3 separate regions of the Homo sapiens genome follow, and regions 1 and 2 are each linked to region 3. Evidence: chromatin contacts called from ENCODE Hi-C or POLR2A ChIA-PET data. All regions are on one chromosome and are shown on one strand. Each heading gives the region's core, a stretch centred on a gene start or an enhancer-like site at or near the end of the contact. The rest is flanking DNA. Distances are from core to core; before and after follow the strand shown.

The links. A loop is a pair of places that touch in the nucleus more often than their neighbours do. ChIA-PET counts read pairs that join two places held with the same protein, here RNA polymerase II (POLR2A). Pooled maps may share reads with other maps.
Region 1: a pooled map shows a loop between it and region 3 (2.7-fold over the local background). The contact joins two enhancer-like sites. A Hi-C loop is called at or near these places in 3 of 168 maps with a recorded cell type or tissue (CD4-positive, alpha-beta memory T cell, CD8-positive, alpha-beta T cell and naive thymus-derived CD4-positive, alpha-beta T cell) and 8 of 50 pooled maps. POLR2A ChIA-PET finds 5 or more read pairs at or near these places in 9 of 52 experiments (AG04450, CD4-positive, alpha-beta T cell, MCF 10A and 5 more).
Region 2: a loop to region 3 is called in a map with no recorded cell type, with 5 times the contacts of the local background. The contact joins two enhancer-like sites. A Hi-C loop is called at or near these places in 6 of 168 maps with a recorded cell type or tissue (CD4-positive, alpha-beta memory T cell, CD8-positive, alpha-beta T cell, Jurkat and 3 more), 9 of 37 single-sample maps with no recorded cell type and 10 of 50 pooled maps. POLR2A ChIA-PET finds 5 or more read pairs at or near these places in 6 of 52 experiments (AG04450, CD4-positive, alpha-beta T cell, GM12878 and 3 more).

Annotation. Positions count from the first base shown.
Region 1 is chr6:53,307,105-53,312,129 of GRCh38, forward strand. All of the region lies in intron 1 of ELOVL5 (ELOVL fatty acid elongase 5), which reads right to left. Among named protein-coding and RNA genes, the nearest start is that of MIR5685, 33 kb to the left of the region's middle. RefSeq lists enhancers at 2,767-2,876, 2,967-3,016. Within about 2 kb of position 2,692, at least 8 of the 41 ENCODE cell types and tissues checked have a DNase peak (open chromatin) inside an H3K27ac peak, as active enhancers do.
Region 2 is chr6:53,279,446-53,284,333 of GRCh38, forward strand. The region is part of intron 3 of ELOVL5 (ELOVL fatty acid elongase 5); the gene reads right to left. Among named protein-coding and RNA genes, the nearest start is that of MIR5685, 4.9 kb to the left of the region's middle. RefSeq lists an enhancer at 3,644-3,813. Within about 2 kb of position 2,559, at least 3 of the 41 ENCODE cell types and tissues checked have a DNase peak (open chromatin) inside an H3K27ac peak, as active enhancers do.
Region 3 is chr6:53,196,285-53,201,231 of GRCh38, forward strand. It overlaps the pseudogene SOD1P1. Among named protein-coding and RNA genes, the nearest start is that of GCM1, 50 kb to the left of the region's middle. Within about 2 kb of position 3,012, at least 3 of the 41 ENCODE cell types and tissues checked have a DNase peak (open chromatin) inside an H3K27ac peak, as active enhancers do.

The sequences.
Region 1 (5,025 bases), core at 1,442-3,941, 110 kb after region 3:
TGAGTTAAAAACTATTTAATGAGTGTCTACTTTGTGTCAAGCAGTATTGCTTGTGAGGAACAGGAAAGTGACAGAGACAGACATGACCTCTGCCACAGTACAAATTAGTAAGCAGTGTGCAAAGACATCTGTGGCTCAACCACTTTTGGGTGGTAGTGGTTAGGAACATACACTTTGGAGCCAGAGAGCCTGGGTTCAAATCCCTGCTTCACCACTTACTAGCTGTGTAACCTTGGGCAAGTTACTTAACATTCTGTGCCTTAGTTTATTAGACTGTAAAATGAGGGTAATTACATTAACTTCCTCATGTGATTAAATGAGTTAAGATATGTGAAATGCTTAGAATAGTGTGTGGCACAGCAAGTACCGTAAAAATGTTTCTATTATTATCATCATTACAGAGACCTTTGACAATGATCAGTTTCATATTCAATGTTTATGGAAGAGTTTTGCTAAGGCATAAACTGGAGTTCCCTGCAAGGTCCATGGCAGTGAAACATGCTCACATCCATACCTCACAGCTCTGTTATTTTCTATTTGGCATGGACTCACAAATGATACTTGTGAATCTGGGGATTTATAAAAGACTCTAGATAAATTCCTCTGAAATGTCAAGGAGATGCTGGTCACTGACTTCTCTGTGAGTAGAAGAGCAGGCCAGTGTCTATCCCAACCTTAGTACAGAGCAGAAATAAATCTGCATCTGATAAGCCTTTTTTTTTGTACTCCTGGCAACTAGCATATGATAGATGGCCAATAAACTTATTCATTTACCATAACTGAAAAGGGGGCTGAGTTGCCAAAGTCACAGAGGTTGGGTGGAGCCAGAATTTGAACCACATCTCCAACTCTATTGCCTATCATTCTTAAAATACCCCATGCAGTCTCTCAAGAGGACATCTTCATGTATTTACATAAAAGATGGTGACATGTGTTAGTATTGCCTGAATTCATATAGTTTTACGAGAAAAAGATACAGAACTATGTAGTTTTAAAATAACATTATCAAGTTAAAAAAAAAAGTTGTTTGGAAGAAGATGTTTGGTAACAGAGTTCTTTAAGATCTCTGTAATTAAGACCTAGATGGGAAGTAAAGGGGCAGCAATCCTCCCTGACCTCATTTTCATACTCTTCATCATCACTTCTACTGTATCTCAATCAGTGATAAAATTACAGGCTTATTTTTTAAGTGCTGTGATTATCAGTTATACTGTAATTATCTGTTTATCTGTCCACATCCTATTAGGCTCTAAGCTCTTCAACGGCAGAACCTCTGGTGTTCCCATTTTATCGCTAGAGTGTCTGGATCTGTGCCTGACCAATTATTGATTGCTCATTGAAACTAAGAGTGAATGAATGAATAATGAGTGGATCAATGAATGAATGACTTTCTAGAGTTTCATATCAATGGGCTCTCAAATCTGGTTGCATCTTAAAATCACCTAACAGCTTTAAAATCAGGTTTTTGGGATCCAATCCTAGAAATTCTAATTCAATAGATGCTAGGAAATATCTTTTTGAAAAGATCGTTAGGTAATTCTGGGAAACAGCCTGCTTTGGGAACCACTGCTATATATATCAATTAAGTTTTGGACTCTTACTAAAATCCCCTGCCACCCTTTAATTTTTATCACCCAGACGGTATCCATACACTGTATTACAGAGACAGAGCCTAGACTAGGATGATGGTCTCAAGGACAAGTTATTTTTTATTCCAACAAATTCTGCAGCAATTCCCTGTTTCCTCTAATTCCACCAGCTGGGGGGAGGGGATGCGCAGGTGGGGCGGGGGGCGGGGAGGCAATCATATTTTTTCAAACATCTCTCAAGCTGAAATAAAACCTCGTATCAAGATAGAGATCAGTTCTCATATTTTTCAAACACTGTGTGACATGGTACACATCACACATAACAAGCATACATTAATCCATCCTGCACCTGATGGATTTTTTACCGGTAAGCTCTTTTTTGGGGGATGCTGTTGCAGAAATATTACTATCAGTAGAGGAGATCCATAACACCATTACTACCAGGAGTCAACAGTGGCCAAGTCTATAAAGCTCTGTGAGAACAAGGAACGTATCTGTCTTGCTCCTTGTAATCCCTAGTAGCTGTTCTTGGGACACAGAAAGGAATTTAGTAACTCCCTGTTTCATCATATTGAACTGGGGCAGTATGGAACACTGCTGACAGGCTGCTGCTGCTGCTGCTGCCAAATCAAATGTTTGGCCAAGGACAATTCCATACATTCCTTGGAAGGAGGCAAGATGGGTGATAGGAAGAACCTGAACACTGGTTGAGAAACGTGGGCTCTGGCTCTATTATCATCAATCCTAAACTGAGCTGCTTCCTATTATATTCGTTTCATTACCTAGACTACAGGACCTCAAGCTTTCTTCAAGTAAATACGGTATCTATGGGAGGCAGAGTCTAAGATGCCCCCAAAGATCCTGGTACACCTGATACTCACACCCTTATGTAGTGCCCTTTCCCGATGAACCAGGGTTGTGTGTGTGACCAACAGAATAAAGCAAAAGGGATGGTATGTCGCTTCTGGGATTAGGTGATAACAGATGTTGTGGCTTCTATCTTGGTCAGCTGGCATGTTTCTGTCTGTGTTTCTAGGACCACTAGCTCTGGGGGAAGCCAGCTGCTATGCTGCAAACAGTCCTAGGGAGAGGACAATGTGGCAGGAAATAGGCCACCTGCCAACAGCCACCTGAATGAGCTCAGAAGCAGATCTTCTGGCCTGCTCAGCTTCAGATGAATGCAGCCTCATGAAAGACCCTGAGACAAAACCACCCAGGTAGGCCTTGCTGGGACTTCTGACCCTCAGAAAACGTGTGTGACAGTAAATGTTTCTGCATTTTAAGGTGGCAAATTTGGGGGTAATTTGTTAACAATAGATAAAAGCCTTAGAAATTAACAAGGTCAGTGGGGCTGGAAGAAGAGGTTCTTACAAGACAACTCTACTTCCCCTTGCTAGCCTTCCTTTTGGTTACCACACATAATTAAGGCACCAATTACAAGCACGGCCTAATAAAATATAAACCCTCCCCCTCGATTTAACTGGAACTGGGAAGAGAAGTGAAAAGGCTTATTATCTAAAGTATAGAATTTGGTTAGGAAAACAATACAACACTTTTGTTACTAGCCTGAGACAAGGGATCTAACATTTACTAAGAGCCTACTACGTAGCTGGCTTTTCAAAGACTCACTAAGGAAATATCCCTATTTTCTAGACGAGGAAACTAAAGTTCAGAGATCTTAAGTAGTTAACTCTAGGTTTATATGGCTTAGGGTAGGCAACTGTTCTGTTTTTCTTGGGGGATTTTCCGGGATGTAAGGCTTTCAGTGCTAAAATCAAAAAATTTTCGGGCACACTGGGAAGACTTAATCACATTACTTACTGTTAAGTAGCTCACAAAGTTAAGTTACTTAAATTTGTAGTTGGTCCAAAACTTGTGCTCTTTACAATTATCACAAGTTGATTTTTTTGTTGATGTTGTTAATTTGGAGACAGGGTCTCGCTCTGTTCCCAGGCTGGTCTGGTTTTCAACTCCAGGGCTCAAGCAATCTGCCTGCCTTGGCCTCCCAAAGTGCTAGGATTACGGGAGTGAGCCACTGCACCCAGCCAATCACACAGTTGATTTTTAAAAGTACATCTTAAAGCTATTATTTGGCAGCTTATGATCTGCAACAAATTTCGAACTGTTACCTACTAAAAAGAAAACCACAAACCCCTCCAGACTTTATCTCACAATACACACAGAAAAGACCGTTGGTTTTTTCTGTGAAAGGGTAAATAATTGCTATTCATATGATACATACTAGCATGGAAATTTTTCAGCTTAAAGGATTCTGCAAATTTCTGTTCCAAAATAGCAACTGAGTCCACAAACGACACTGGTAACTCCCCTCTGTACCTCAACAGACTCTCCAGTGTGGCTAAATGAGCTGACAGGTGACTGGGTGGGCTCTTCACAGAACTTCACATCAAGTCTGGTGCTCTGGCAGGAGAGGTAGGCAGTTACACAATTTTCTCTTCCACAAAAGCCTAGAGACAGCCAACTGACACCACTGGAAACTTCAACATAAACAGCGCTCCTGTGGCTGTCCTACCTGGTAGGTAAGCAAGGCAGTGTTGCCAAAACAGCTCTTTTTAAAAAAAGACCCATGTAATAACCACTGGGGTAGCTATAATCATAAAAACAGAAAATAACAAATACTGGCCAAGTAGATGGAGAAAGTGAAATACTCAGGCGCTTGCTGTTGGCGGGACTGTCAAATGGTACATCTGCTGTGGAAAATAGTTTGGCAAGTCTTCAAAAAGTGAAACACAGAATTACCATATGACCCAGCAATTCCACTCCTAGGTATATACCCAAAGAAATGAAAACACACATTCACTCTAAAACCTGTACACAAATATTCATAGTAACATTATTTATAACAGTCAAAAAGTAAAAACAACCCAAAAGTCGATCAACTGATTAATTAATAAACAAAATGTTGTACATTCATACAATGGAATGTTATTTGGCCATTAAAAGGAAGACAGTACTGACATTTGCTATATCATGAATGAATCTGGAAAACATTATGCAAAGTGGAAGATGCCAGACACAAAAGGCCACAGATGATTCAATTCATATGAAATGTCCAGAATAGGCAGATCCATCAGTGGTTGCCAGGGGCTGGGGAAACGAAGGAATGGGAAGTGACCGATACTGTTTATGATGTTTCTTTCTAAGGTAATGACAATGCTCTGCAATTAGATATACTTAAAAATTAAAAATAACTTTAAGAAAAGGAGAGGTACTTTAAAAAAAGGTTTAATATTTTATACACTCAAGCCTACTGCTAGCAATCTACACTAAGGAAATACAAGCAGATGTGCACTAAGATTGACTTATGATTGTCATCAGTGATATTTGTAACAAAAACTGAAAGGTGGTTAGCCTTCAAGTATCCATCTAGAAGTAACCTTCTAGATGAAACCTTCCGTAACCTAGAAGTAACCTT
Region 2 (4,888 bases), core at 1,309-3,808, 83 kb after region 3:
CTCCCTTTGTTAATGGGCCTGTTGTGTGCTCTTCTGTAAGATTTCGAAGGGTGGTGACTGTGGCTCCTGCATCTGCATCAACATATTCCAGCACAGGGATTAGCGTACCAGAGATGTCAAACAAATATTTGCTAAACAAATGACAAAGAGTTCAAGACTGCCAATTCTTTCCCCTAAATCTAGGCCTAATGTTTCATGTGCAGCAATAAAGAGAGCTTCATAGTATTTTAAACGAGGCTTGACTTTGTGATCATATTCATCTGAACTCTGTTCACAAGATGAAAACTCTTCATCATCAATTTCATAATGGGGTCATGGAAATTCTCAAATCTCCCTGGCTTCAGAAAGGATAGAATAATTTAACAAACCAAGACCAAGGACCTGAGTTGAAGCTTATTCACCTAAGACCCTCATCAAACCTCCATAAAATGGGCTAGCAGTAGAGGGCTCTACTCCCTCCATCCCCCTCAGAGGATAGCAATGTGTCCATGGGTAGTGGACTACAGAGGTGCTCAAAGCAAAGGACTGACCCCTGTAGCCCCACTAGGAGCACATCACAGGAGACAATCCTCAAGTCAAAGTCACATCAGCCACCTTTCCCTTTGGGACTGAGGCCTAGCTTCTTTCCAAAGAGCTGTTTTGGTCAATTTCCCAGAAATTCTTCAAGTTGCGTGTTAAGTAGACACCACAGGGTGAGAGGACCCAGTAGGCTGGAGAAGGTGAAGTACTGAAAATAGGGGCAGGTGTCTGTCTACCTTGGGCTTCTGAGAATCAGATCGAAAGAGGACAGGACTATACTATAATGAAAAAGCAGGCCATCACAAACAGCTAACCACTACCTAACGAAATTTTCCATACCACTGCCAACTCCAAGAACCACCCAGGGGCATTATTTGCAGGCTTTTTTCTGAGGAACTGAGATACAAACAGTACCACTGCAAAGCTTTATACACTTCCTCCTTCCTTGGAGTAAAGCAAACTTTAATTAGGCCAAGAGGATGTGCAGAGCTATAATTAAAACCTAGCTACAAGCTCTTTTCTCCATATGAGATAAAGTCAATAACCCTGATGGTTTCATGCACCTTTTCAATGAAAGAAAAAAATGTAGGTGAGTTTCACACCTGGTTCTGGATGACATAATTCATGGAGTGAATCTTTTTTCTTTGAGACAGGGCCTGGCTGTGTTGCTCAGGCTGGTGTGCAGTGGCACAATCTCAGCTCACTGCAACCTCCACTTCCTGGGCTCAAGCCATCCTCCTACCTCAGCCTCCCAAGTAGCTGAGACTACAGGTGCACGCTGTCATGCCCGGCTAATTTTTATATTTTTGTTGTAAAGATGGGGTTTCACCATGTTGCGCAGGCTGGTCTTAAACTCCTGAGCTCCAGTGATCTGCTTGCCTTGGCCACCCAAAGTGCTGGGATTCCAGGTGTGAGCCCCTGCACCCAGCCAGGAGTGAATCATTTTTAACGGTGAGTTGACTTTTCCCATCTAATAACACATTTAACCACAAACAACTTGTAACCTTTAGCATAATAACCATTTCCATGGCACTTTCTGGAATGCTACTGAAACATCTCAGGAAACAAGGTCACTGGAAACACTTAAAGAAAAAGGAGGAAAACATCATCTTGGGTGGCCCTTATCAGCCATTAACATCAGCATCCCAAGATGTCAGAGCAACAAGATAACCCCTTTCCAAAGAAGACTGGCTGCTTCTGGTGATAAGAGCTTGATGAAGCTGCATGTTTACTACCTCCTATGCAGAAATGGGGTAAAAAGTAATGAAAAATAGACTATCCATACTCAAGTTCAACTACATCACAGGACCTAAGGTGCTTTTCTAAGCAAAATCTCCAAGAATACGTAGGGTTGACCCTCTTCATAGCTTTGTTTCTGTGTGAGTCCTCAACTGTGTATTTTTTAGATCTGGTACAAGCTCGTATTTTTAATGAGAAAACAGGGAATGAGAAGTGATAAGGATGGCCCAGGTCTTGGTACCACTGGGATTAGCACAAAGGAATCCTGACTCTCAGTCCAAATGCACCTCAAACAGCAGTTCCAAGCATCTTTGCCCTTCTTCATCTGTTTTTGAATTCTTAGTAAGAACATGGTAGGGATACTCTGTCCATGAAGAATTCTGTGGAAAAGCAGACCTTTAACTGCATCTTTTTCTTCCGCAGATGTTTGGTTTAAAATTAACCATGAACTACTCAAAATTGAAAGTACCTATTTCCTCTAGGGTTTAGTTGGCCAATTTTCGCAGTGCTATTAGGGAGTGCCAGGTCAAAGCATGTGGTTTTTACATTTCAAATCTTTCATGTCCAGAGCATAAGGATGCCCATTAAGATAATTTCACACCCATGACCTCCACAGGTGTTTTTTTTTTTTCCTTCTCCTTGTGAACAGGAATACCCCTGGGTTATAGCTGAACGTAACACTCTTGGCTAAGTTAAAAAAGACAGGTTCTGTACACTTGAGAAGTCTTTAAAACAAAACACAAAGAAACAGCCTGTCCTCAATCCAAACTGAAACAGGTATGTCTGGCATTTTCCCTGAATCCTCAAGCCCTGCCCTCTTATGCTAGCAGTTCTCCCTGTTCAGGCCTCCCAGAACTTTCCCTCTGTAGAAAGCAGATGGTAAGAGTGCAATAAGCATTAGATTAGTTAGCCCAATACCTGACATAAGGTAGGCACTATCTGTCTTTGCTATGATCTTAGGCAAATGTTAAGTACTTTTGCTTCCAACTAGGGCTAAGGTGGTGCTGGATGTCCCAGCCAAAGTATAATTTGTGTCATTTAAAGGAAGGTCTCCAGCCTACCCACTGACGCCTGCTTTGCAGAGTTAAGTCCACTTTAGTTGAGGATCTGTAGAGTGATGTGCTCCTAGCTACACCAGCTGCAGAGCCAAGCTCTCCAGGTGTTGCAGGGGCAAGTTTAGAGGAGTGAGGCCTGGCTCTGGACAAGCCAGAAGGCTTCCTCTCTGTAGAAAGTATTCCCTTCCCCTCCCCTGGGTGTGGGTGAGGAATGAAGGATGTTTGAGCTGCATCCTTCTCTCCATTCTCCCTACCGTGAGGCATTCTCTCAGGGCAGTGTCAGATACACTAGGGACAACTAACTGTTTCCTTTCAGGCCCTGAGAGAAGTTTCTTTCTCAGCAAGGAATTTTAGTTGTAAGGAAACTAAGAGTGAAAAGTATTCTAGGCAATGATCAGGCATTTCTTGTAAGTACTAATTTCACCAGATGTTTCAACTGCTCTATACCTCTGCTAAATGGGAAAAAGAACAGCAAATAGCCTTTTCAAAGTATTTTGGTAAACAAAGTTATTTTTCAAATAAAATTCAATAATCAATTGCCAGGTTGCTTAAGTGTTTTTCCAAATCCTATTTTCCCACAATAACGTATCTATTTTAGGAAAGCCTGAAGGGAAAGAAAAACAACCAGTTTAGAATATTATGTTTCCAAAGCAACTGCTCTGTGGTTCCATCAGATGGCCTTCAAACCCAGAGCCTGGGGAGATGCTTTCACAGCCCACAATTACAGAGGTTAGAAAGCACAAACAAAGCATTCAGTCACCAAATGCTCAACTTCTTTCATCTTTCCAATAAAAAAGCATCACAAATTTTCAAAACAAATTCAAAGGAAAAAAAACTGACTTCTGGTTCTAGCAACGTGGCAAACTGAACAAAAGCAGAACCAACTCTCTCACTATAAACACAGGTAGGAAAGTGGTATAAAACACAGCAAAAACTCCAACACAATCAATTCTTACCTATAATGCGAGGGAGGTCCCCACAACAAATTATTCTTTAGAAAAAGAGAAATCAGCTTAAATTCAACTCCTTCCAAAATCTTTATGTGGAAAAGGCATGTTTACCTGAGATGACCCCCAACAATACTAGTTTGGGATGCTTACACAGAACACTAGGCAAACCTTTACTTCTGTTTTAGGAGGTAAAGAAATTTAACACAGACAATAATTATCCCAGAGGCATTACCTCACAGATATATCTGTAAGCAAGCTTTTAATAGAATACTTAAAAAGGCAACACAGCAAATGGTTAAATTTGGAGATCACTGTCATCTAATCTATATCACTGGGGGGGACAATACTTCCATGTTATGGAATAAAAAAAGAGCAAGCAGTGAACTTTCAGAAGTAAAAGATACATAGCCATTTAAACTAAAAACACAATAGATGGATGAAACAGATTAAAAACAAATGAAGGAAGTAGGAGTGAATGGAAGAATGCAAAATTTTCAAAGTGCCTAGAAAGAAAAAAAGATTACCCTACAAATGAGCAAAAGTGGGACCACAGCAGACTTCTCTGGAATAAATCTTCAAAGTGCTGAGGAAAAATAACTGTTAATCTAGAATTCTATGCCTTGATAAAATATTATTCAAGTGTAAAGGCAAATAACATGACACTCAGACTAAGATATTGCCCTTCATAGAAAGAACTACTTACGAAAAAAATTGAATCAAAAAGGAAAGAATAAATTTCACAGAGCAAAGAAAATCAGTAAACACTGATGGCAATAATGGTGATTATTTAGGACCTTAAAAAAAAAAAAAAGTGAGGCCAGATGTGGTGGCTCACGCCTGTAATCCTAGTGCTTTGGGAGGCCAGGGTGGGAGGACTGCCAGAGCCCAGGAATTTGAGACCAGCTTGGGCAACAAAGTGAGACTCCATCTCTACAAAAAATAAAAATATTAGCTGGGCACAGTGGCATGCTCCTGCAGTCCCAGCTGCCTGGGAGGCTGAGGCAGGAAGATCACTTGTGCCCAGGAGTTTGAGGTTACAATGAGCTATGACCATGTCACTGCACTTCAGCCTGGGCAACAGAGCAAGACCATCTTTTTTTTTTTTTAAAAAAAAAGGTAGAAATA
Region 3 (4,947 bases), core at 1,762-4,261:
GCAAGGTGAACCACTTGGGCAGTTACAAGTACAGTATTTAATATTTATCACATTACATTTTCTTTTTCTTTTTTTCTTTTTTTGATATGGAGTCTCATTCTGTCACCCAGGCTGGAGTGCAGTGGCTCGATCTCGGCTCACTGCAACCTCTGCCTCCTGGGTTCAAGCGATTCTCCTGCCTCAGCCTCCTGAGTAGCTAGGATTACAGGCTCACGCCACCACGCCTGGCTAATTTTTGTATTTTTAGTAGAGATGGCTTTTCACCATTTCGGTCAGGCTGGTCTTGAACTCCTGACCTCGTTATCTGCGCACCTTGGCCTCCCAAAGTGCTGGGATTACAGGCGTGAGCCACTGCACCCAGCCTCACGTTACATTTTCATAGCTAGCAGGGTAATGGTGGAGTTATTGGCACTCAGGTCACATTCTAGGGAATGTTTATTGGGCAATCTCAATGGCACCGCAAGCTAAATGACTTCCAGTGTTTCTCGTCTTTGTGCTTTCTTCATTGCAACCTTTGCCCAAGACATCTGTTTCTTCTGGATCACCCTTGTACAGCCACTGATGGAATGATCTTCTGAAAGTGAATCTTCAGTAGACACATTGGCCACACCATCTTTGCCAGCCATCACATTGCCCAGGTCTCCGACATGCCTCTCTTGATCCTTTGGGCCACCGTGTTTTTTGGTTAGAGGATTAAAGTGCAGATCAGCCTTGTTTATTAGCTCCAAACTGATGGACGTGGAATCTATGCTGAACTTTAGTCAATCCTATAATGCGTCCCGATACCACAGCTCGCCCATTTTCCTTCTGTTTAAAGTGGATGGTGCCAGCACGAGGCCTTAGGCCTCCAACATGCACACGGCCCTTGTTGTCATGGCTTTTGTGGGGTATGCTCTGGTCCAGGCTCTGAAGGCTGTGACGGAATTTTGGCTTAACTTAAAAAAAATACTTTATTTATTTATTTATTTATTTAGAGATGGACTTTCACTCTGTTGCCCAGGCTGGAGTGCAGTGGTGTGATCTCAGCTCACTGCAACCTCTGCCTCCTGGGTTCAAGCCATTCTCCTGCCTCAGCTTCCCAAGTAGCTGGGATTACAGGCACCCCCCCTACCACGTCTGGCTAATTTTTTTGTATTTTTAGTAGAGACAATGTTTCACCATGTTGGTCAGGCTGGTTTCAAACTCCTGACCTCAAGTGATTTGCCCACCTTGGCCTCCCAAAGTGCTAGGATTACAGGTGTGAGCCACCGTACCTGGCTAAAAATCAACTTTAAATTATAAAATAATGTAAGCAATTTACAGAAAGTTTGGGAAAGAGAGAAAGAGAAGGAAGGAAGGAAGGAAGGAAAAGAAGGGAAGGAGGGAAGGAATGAGGGAGGGAGAGAGGGAGCGAGGGAAGGATGGAAGAAAGGAAGGGAGGAAGGTTTGTTACATGGGTATATCACGTGATGCTGAAGTCTGGGATACTAAAGGAAGGAAGGAGGGAGGGAAGGAAGGAAGGGAAGGAAGGAAGAAAGGAAGGAAGGAAAGAAAGAAGGAGGGAAAGAAGCAGAGATGGAGGGAAGGAAGAAAGGAGGGAAGGAAGGAAGGAAGGCAGGCAGGAAGGAAGGAAGCCATACACCTTCCATACATTCATATCATCTATGATCCTATTCACATTCGAGGAGAGTTCACTGGGAAGGGTCTTTAAAAGTAAGGCCCCTGGGATATAAGAGGCATGGCAGGTATATCTTATAGGGTAAGAGGGAATAAAACTAGGAGAGAGACATCCTGGAACAGGTCTGCATTGGAAGACGGGAGGAGGAGAGAGAAGTGTAGGAAGGTTGTGATAAGAGGAAAAGAGAGACTGGGGAGGCAGATGAGAGATTGTTAAGGGCACCATTCCCTAAATTAGCCAAACACAGTCATGTCTGGGTGATCCTGGAAGGAATTATTTGAAGAAACATCTGTCATCTAAGTGCCTAATGGCCAGATATGATCTTTCATTTTCAAGGACCAGGGACACTTTCTGGGGAAGATGAGGACTAACCACAATTCATAAGTGGGCAACAGAAATGCTGATTTATGAACTTCCAGTGGAAAACGTAACTCTCAGGTTAAGGCATCATTAGATATCATGCTGCGGTCAATGCCTTCGAAGTCACATCTTAAGCAGAATAATTATTTGTTGGCCTCCTGCAAGAATCCACCCTATACAGGGACCAAAAGTTTTCATAAGTTGCAAATCTCTCCCAATAGATGAAATTAAAATAGAGTTTGAAAGCTCCTCAGTAAATGTAGTATCAGAACACAGAGTTAGAATGTATTGAACATCTATGATGTGGCTAGGCATGGTGGCTCACGTCTGTAATCTCAGCACTTTGGAAGGCTGAGGTGGGTGGATCACCTGAGGTACGGAGTTCAAGACCAGCCTGGCCAACTTAGTGAAACCCCATCTTTACTAAAAATACAAAAATTAACTGGGTGTGGTGGAGCACCCCTATAATCCTAGCTACTCGGGAGTCTGAGGCACGAGAATTGCTTGAACCAGGGAGGCAGAGGTTGCAGTGAGTGGAGATCACACCATTGCACTCCAGCCTGGGCGACAAAGTGAGACTCTGACTCAAAAAAATAAAATAAAATAAAATAAAAAATAATAAAATAATAATATATTGAACATCTACAATGTGTCAGGCATTGTAGAAACTAATTATAATGTGGTAAAAGATGGACAAAGTCAAGTACTTGCAATCTAACCGAAGACAATAAAATAGATGAATAAATAAGACTATTTCAAATTTTCAAATAGACATGACTTCTATAAAAACAGAATGTTGAATAGGACGAGGAGAGAGTCAGAGAAATTGTGTGTATGCTTGTGTGTGTTTTGCGCGCACCTGTGTTATTTCTTTCAATTGGGTGATCAATGAAGGCTTCTTTAAGGAGGTGAAATTTGAGTTAAGACCTGAAGAATCAAAAAGATCCAGAAAAAGGTCTGATGGGTGTGGCAGGAAGCATTCAAAGTACTGGGCAGTGCGGAAGCAGAGGCAGATGGAAGTGAGAGTTTGAGAGGAACTGAGAGAAGGCCTGTGGGTTGGAGGGTAAGAATGCAGGGGAGAGGGAGACTACAGTTAAATGTTTAACGGAAGGCATTCAGCACGACATTAGACTCTTTCAGTTCAAATCCCCACCCAACCACAAACTAGTTGTGTGACCTTGGACAAGCTAGTTAACTTCTTTATGGATCGATTGCTTCATCTGTAAAGGGGTGAAATCAGAGGTAACTACTTCATGGAGCTCCTCTGAAGATGACGTGAGATAGTCTAAGTTAAAGTGCGGAGCTTAGGCATATGGTTGGTCCTGAATAAGCATTAGATGTTGGCATTAATGTGTCCATCTCCACAACAGACTCTTGTCCACTGAGTAGGATTCCCTCCCCGCAGAAACGTACTTGGATGGGTGCTGCCAGTTTAGCGTCTTCGACTACTTAGTCAAACTTGAGACGTGTCAGAGGTCTGCAAACTATAGCTCCCTGGGCAATTCTGTAAACCTTCAAGTTAAGAAAAATGATTACATATGTAAAGGGTTGGAAAAAATCAAAATAAGAATACATGTATTTTCTGCTTTTATTTAAGGTGCAGGGTGTACATGTGCAGGTTTGTTATGTGGGTATATCACGTGATGCTGAAGTTTGGGATACAAATGGTCCCATCACCCAGGTAGTGAGCATAGCACCCAATAGGTAGTTATTCACCCCATGCCCCCCTCCCTCCCCCTTTCTTCTAATAGTCCCCATTGTCTATTGTTCCCATCTTTGAATATGTGTACCTATAAGTGAGAACATGTGGTATTTGGTTTTCTGTTCCTGCATTAATTTGCTTAGGATAATGGTCTCCAGCTACATTCACGTTGCTGCAAAGGACACAGTTTCATTCTTTTTATGGCTGTGTAATATTCCGTGGTGTATATGTATCACACAAAATCAGAATATTTTGTGTGTGTGACACAAGAAAAATTTATGGAACTCAAACTTCAGTGTCTATAAAGTTTTATCAGAACACAGCCACAGCCTTCACTTATGTCTGTGTATGGCTTCTTTCTTGCTCCAACAGCAGAGGTGGGAAGTTTCAGCAAAGATCTCATGACCGACAAAACCTAACGTATTTACCATCCGACGCTTTACAGAGAAAGTTTGCCATCGTAGTTAGGAGGACAGGTTTTTGGAGACAATGGAGTTACCTGGAGCCTGAATTTTCTTCTAAGAAAATGAGTGTAATAACAACGCCCTCAACAGGTTGCTATGCGAATTAAGAACATTTGTCCCGGCCGGGCGCGGTGGCTCACGCCTGTAATCCTAGCACTTTGGAAGGCTGAGGCGGGCGGATCATGAGGTCAGGAGATTGAGACCATCCTGGCTAACACGATGAAACCCTGTCTCTACTAAAAATACAAAAAATTAGCTGGGTGTGGTGGCGGGCACCTGTAGTCCCAGCTACTTGGGAGGCTGAGGCAGGAGAATGGCATGAACCTGGGAGGCGGAGCTTGCAGTGAGCAGAGATCGTACCACTGCACTCCAGCCTGGGCGACAGAGAGACTCCATCTCAAAAAAAACAAAACAAAACAAAACAAAAAAAGAACATTTGTCCCACAATCTGAATTCAACAAATAGTACCCATTGTTTTGTTGTTGTTGTTGTTGCTGTTTGTGTGTTTTTTGAGACAGTCTCTGTTGCCCAGGCTGGCCTGCAGTGCTGTGATCTCAGCTCACTGCAACCTCCACCTCCCCGGTTCAAGCTCAAGTGATTCTCCTGCCTCAGCCTCCTAAGTAGCTGGTATTACAGGCGTGTGCTAACACCCAGCTAACTTTTGTATTTTTAGTAGAGACAGGGTTTTGCCACGTTGGCCAGGCTGGTCTCAAACTCTTGGCCTCAAGTGATTTGCCTGCCTTGGCCTCTCAATGTGCTTGGAT